Linked DNA regions of Homo sapiens: region 1 is linked to region 2. Evidence: chromatin contacts called from ENCODE Hi-C or POLR2A ChIA-PET data. All regions are on one chromosome and are shown on one strand. Each heading gives the region's core, a stretch centred on a gene start or an enhancer-like site at or near the end of the contact. The rest is flanking DNA. Distances are from core to core; before and after follow the strand shown. Region 1 holds the start of OR2AG2 (olfactory receptor family 2 subfamily AG member 2). Region 2 holds the start of MRPL17 (mitochondrial ribosomal protein L17).

Region 1 (2,718 bases), core at 14-2,513, 89 kb after region 2:
CCTTCATTTTTCTTGAATAAAAAGATGAATGGACAGGTAAATAAAAGGAGGAACATAATTAGCTGGGCACATTCTTCTAGCTTCCTGCACCAGATGTTTGGACAGGATTTCAAAGAGAAGAAAAATCAGGGCTTGGGTAAGGTGGTGTAACCAGGACTCAGGATCCTACATACCTACCTCCTCCCTCTGATACGGGACTATTGTTTTCCCTTCTTTCCATTTACTGAGTTCTCTCTGGGGTCATCTAAAGGGAAAGGCCAGAGAACACACACTGGGCCTACAGAGGAAGAGCTTCATTCTGGAAAACTGCTGGTGGTTGCGGGTATTTCAAACCAAGAGAAGTCAGCAGAGGCTGATATTAAGAGGCATTGCTATAGTTTATGGAAAATGGTCAGTCAATTAACAAGGTAGAGCTAAATTTTTGGAAGTATATTTTATAAGTTTTTCTTTTTCATCTCTGCTCAGTATATTTATTTTTTGTATTTACTTCATTTGGCTTTTTGTGTGGCACTGGACTTAGCGCCAAGCAGTCCTGCAGGGGAAAGGCACTTCAGCATATTTTAGATAGTCCTCCTTTGAGGTACTATTCATTTGGGGACTCACATCAAACTACTGGAGGCCAGGAAAATCTAGATGTAACAAAGGTAAGTACTGAGACTTTTACCAGGAGGCCATCATCAGGAATTCTAGGAACTCACGGCTGGCCAATGGCATAGAATTATTTTGGTTGTTCCTACATGTGCAAGATGGGTACATGTACAAGGTTGATAAGATATAGATGGGAGTGAGTGAATCATAAAGCCTGAGGAACTAGAGAATCTGAGAAGGAGAGCAGTGTAAGGTCTTGACCCTGTTTCTCAGGACTTCCAGACTTCCCATATTGCCTTGAAACGGAGACAGAGCCCTTACCTCATATGGGAAGGGGCATAGCTTCCAGGTAAAGAGGTTCAAGAAGCCAAAGAAAGAAAAGTTGCTTCTTCTGGCCAGGATGAATGTAGGTGTGTGTATGGCTGTCTCTAGGATCAGAGATCAAAGGCTCCTCCAGTCACTGGCACTGCAAGTCCTCTCTGGAAGTAGAGATAGATGCAGACAGGCAGCTGAGAACCTAGGGCAGGATCCTGCAGAAGTGAGGAGCTGAATCTCTTCCAAAGTTCTCTCATTCACTGTCCTTGCGAGAAAGTCCTTACTGCTTTGGAATGGTTCTAGCTGAGTTCTTAAGTCCAGGTCCTCAGATTTCATATATTCCCCTCATGCTGTGTTTCATGATAAAAGAGGAGCACAGCAGGAATGTGAGAAAAGAGGTATAAGAAGAGCTGCTTAAAAGAGACCCACCAATGCCCAGCCTTACTGTCTCTGCGCCAACAGTGAGGCCTGTCCTGGGGGAGGGTTCATAGTCTCACCCTCTCAGCTGACATGACCTCCCCTGAAAATATTGCTCCAGGAAATGGGATTTTAATAAATCCCCTTGGGCATGTCTCCTGGCCTGCCATTTCTTCAAACTTTACCACCAAATGAGCTCTGAACCTTGAGGCCTTGTTCTGCCCGCCATGGGCTTGCTGTGTCTCACCACTCATTGGAGTCTAAGATCTTTCTCCTGCCTTACAAAACCAAAACTATAATTTTAACCTAGAAATCACTGACCGGAAAACCAGACAGAGGCTGTTTCTGACAAAATAGATAGTGTCAGTAACCAATCTGAAAAGCAACACCTCCCTGTCCAGCCCTCTGTCCAAAATATAAAGTCTGTCTCATGGGTTCTATAGATGCTGCCACTCACATATCCCTCTTTGTGCCACTAGCCTGGGCTATTACCAACTAGAGGGAGTTAACTATGCTTCTGTTAATATCAGGTCTTCCTTCACTGAGCTTTAATGAGGATCCAGCACTAATTTATTTTTCAGTTCTTTGTTTCTCCTTTCTACTCCCTCTTGTGTGTGTTCATTTGTTCATGGGCCTACATATTCTGTGATCAGTCAGCTGAGCTGCTCAGAGCTTTGGGATGATGACACAGCACCTGCTTGCACTCACTTCTGCTTTTAGTTCAGGCTTTCCCATCTCTCACCCAATTCTGTGCTTAATCTTCCTCATTCTTTAGTATCTCTTTAATCAGCCATTTCACCAGGAAATGCTGAAAATTTCTTCCGGAGTTATCATATCTTTTCTCTTTGAACTTAAAAAAAATAAAAATAAGTTTCCACTTTCTGTTTATATAAAATATATACTCAAAATTATTTCAGAAGTGCAACAGAAGAACTAATATAAAAATCTTTTTATTTTTTAATTATAAAAGGAATGTACTGAAAAGACGGTTTTAAACATGTAAATTATAAGAGCAGCATTATTCACAGTACAATAAAAATTAGAAACGACCTTTATGCCCATCAACAGTGGAATAGATAGATATGCACCAAAGGGTTACTATGTAGGAATCTAAACAAAGGAACCAGAGCATACAACAAAAAAAGCAACTTAGGAAACTAATATTAAGGGAAGCAAGAGACACCTTAGGATTATATATCGTGGTACTTCTTTTGCAGTGTTAAGAACTTAAGTGAAAATAAACTTCCTATAAATATGTGTACATTCAATAAAACTACATATAAATGAAGAAAGAAAATGATGGACATGAAATTTGCGTTAATAGTTATAGTGAAAGGAGGCAGAGAGCTGGACTGCTAAATGTGGTCGAGTCCAAATCTTCTACTACTTGCCACACGA
Region 2 (2,700 bases), core at 1-2,500:
TTAAGGGCTGCAGACTCTTCAGATCCAGTTAAATCCCTGGTGTTTGAGCTGTGTGGGAGCTGTGGTTGCTTGCTTCCTGGCTTTGCCTGAGGTCCTGCCGCAAACCCTGCAGCAGCTGGTTTAGGAGTGTAAGGTGGCTGTCTCTGCGAGGCAGAGGCAGGGGTGGGAGGCAATTCCCTTTATACTCGATCACTGCCATCTTGGCCCGATCCAAACTCCGATTTGGGATCTGCAGCATTCTTGTGTAGCCCCCAGTTTGATCTTTGTACCGAGGGGCCAGTACTTGAAACAGCTTTGGGATCAAATCCTTCTCCTAGAGGGAGAATTATCCAAGAGACAGCAGAGTCAGGCAAAACTGCAGAGGCATTTAACTTTACACCATTCCCAAAGGTAAGGTCCATCCACACATAGAAAGACCTCCCCCTCCCCTCGCCAATCTGGCATAGTCAGTGTTACACAAAGGGGTCGTTTATAGGCAGTTGTGCAGAGGTATATTCACATCGACTTCAACTAACTTAAGACACAGTTTCTAATTTAGTTAGCAGCACTGGCCCATAAGTGAGTACCCAAGTTTAATTCTGCATAGTTCTCCTTTTTCCAACCCCCACCCCCAGGGAGCAAAGGGTGGGATTTTGAAGGCAGATAGGTCGCACTCACTGTGAGCCAGAAGTCAGCCATGCGCATGGCTCGTTCGTTAGTGTCTCCCAGCTTCCCATAGTCGATGAGCTGTGAGGACATAACATCACGGATCCAACCGAGCAAGAAAACAAGGTGCCAATCTAATTTCTCTAATGCCGGAAGGCAATCCATTCTTTCCACTAGCCAAGCATCTCCAATCTACGCCACCCCTAACTCCGCAGCCCTAACCAGTCTTCCATTAGAGGCGATGGAGGGGCGGGTTCAGCCCAAGGTTCTGGGGGACTCAGACTTGGGGAATGGTTTACCAGGTTGGTCCCGGTCCCTTTCCACTTGCAGCCGGCTCCGCCCCCTCAGACCAGACCCGCAGAGTGGACAAGAGGGCCGCGCTCCTCACCTTCTCCGCGTAGCCCCTCATTTCGTCCACACGCGCCCATGGTGCCTCGATGCGTTCGTGCCGCACCAGCCCTGTGAGCAAGTTCCGCAACAGATGGATGCGGGACTCGGGACCGAGGCCCATACGGCGAAATACGCGGCCATGGGAGATCGCTGCAGCGACCGACAGCCGCATGTTTCCAACTTCTGCCCGCCCCTTGGAGGCCGGAACTGGAAACTGGAAGGTAGAGCCGGTGGCGGCAATTTCAGGGAACGCATGCGCCTTAGCTCGGAGCGTGGTGAACGTGTTTGCGCATGCGCATCAGAGCCTGCCTCGTTGGCAATCTCGGGAAGGGCGGAGAAACGGTGTTGAGCTTTTCCAGAGGCGGCGAGCTGGGCGGGCTTCAGGCATCCAGAGCGCTCTGTGGCGGCCGAAGAACCAGGCGCCCCCTAGTGTGGGATAAGCGGGCCATCGGGTTTTTTTTGGGGCTGCGTCAGCCAGTGGCATTTAGGGCGATGGGGCGCTCCGCCGCGGAGACTCCTGGGAAAGAGAGCGTCTGAAGAGAAAGGCACCCGGAGGGTTCGGGGTCCTGCGGGCTGACGGCCCTACCGGGTCCAGCAGTGGCCAGCTGGCCTGGTTGACACCTGTACGCATTGTTTTTAACACAGTGATTTTCAGTAGTAATGGTGAGATGGATAATAACGATGCCCGGAAAAGAAACGCAGATAGTGAAATTTTTCTTTTATTGAAGTAATCACTCCAGTTAAAAAAATTACAGCACTAAAGGGAAAAGTAGTAGATTGTTTTTAATTACACCAGTGTGTCTTTTTAAGGGGAAAAAACATACCTACACATTTATGTGTTAATGAACAATAATATTATAGTTTGTTTTTGAGCCTTAACATCTGCAAATTGGCAATGACTGTCAAAATTATTCCTTGTTATGGGTTGAATTGTGTCTTCCCCATGATTCTTCCCGTCCCCAAAAAGCTATGTTAAGTCCTAACCTGCAGTAACTCAGAATGTGACCTTATGTGGAAATAGGGTCATTGCAGATGTCATTTGTTAAGATGAAGTCATGCAGGCATAGGTGGGCGCCTAATCCAAAATGCCTAGTGTCTAGCTAGCTAGATAGATAGACACATATATACGTACATACATATATGCAGGCCGGGCACGGTGGCTCACTCCTGTAATTCCAGCACTTTGGGAGGCCGAGGCGGGCGGATCACCTGAGGTCAGGAATTCGAGACCAGCCTGGCCAACATGGCGAAACCCCGTCTCTACTAAAAACACAAAAATTAGCCGGGCGTGGTGGCTCATGCCTGTAATTCTAGCTACTCGGGAGGCTGAGGCAGGAGAATAGCTTGAACCCGGGAGGTGGAGGTTGCAGTGAGCTGAGATCGGGCACTGCACTCTAGACTGGGCGACAGAGTGAGGCTCTATCTCAAAAAAAAAAAAAAAAAAAATGCGCATGAAGAGAGAGAGATGGACACAGGGTGATGCTGACCAGGTAAAGACAGAGACATACAGGCAGAAAGCCATGTGACCTTGAAAGCAGAGATTATGGAGTCAAGCAGTTGCAAATCAATGAATGAACACCAAGGATTGCTGGAGCACACCTGAAGCCAAGGGAAAGGTATAAAACGCATTCTTTTTCAGATCTGTCAGAGAGCATGACCCTGCTG

Evidence for each region. A loop is a pair of places that touch in the nucleus more often than their neighbours do. ChIA-PET counts read pairs that join two places held with the same protein, here RNA polymerase II (POLR2A). Pooled maps may share reads with other maps.
Region 1: a loop to region 2 is called in a pooled map, with 7 times the contacts of the local background. The contact joins the promoter of OR2AG2 here to the promoter of MRPL17 in region 2. A Hi-C loop is called at or near these places in 3 of 50 pooled maps. POLR2A ChIA-PET finds 5 or more read pairs at or near these places in 3 of 52 experiments (BJ, activated CD4-positive, alpha-beta T cell and activated naive CD4-positive, alpha-beta T cell).

Annotation. Positions count from the first base shown.
Region 1 is chr11:6,770,713-6,773,430 of GRCh38, forward strand. OR2AG2 (olfactory receptor family 2 subfamily AG member 2) reads right to left here and starts at 1,264. Exons shown (of 2, transcript NM_001004490.2): 1 at 910-1,264.
Region 2 is chr11:6,682,090-6,684,789 of GRCh38, forward strand. MRPL17 (mitochondrial ribosomal protein L17) reads right to left here and starts at 1,251. Exons shown (of 3, transcript NM_022061.4): 1 at 1,034-1,251; 2 at 658-726; 3 at 1-313. The coding sequence starts at 1,207. The coding sequence ends at 29. RefSeq lists enhancers at 793-1,555, 972-1,411.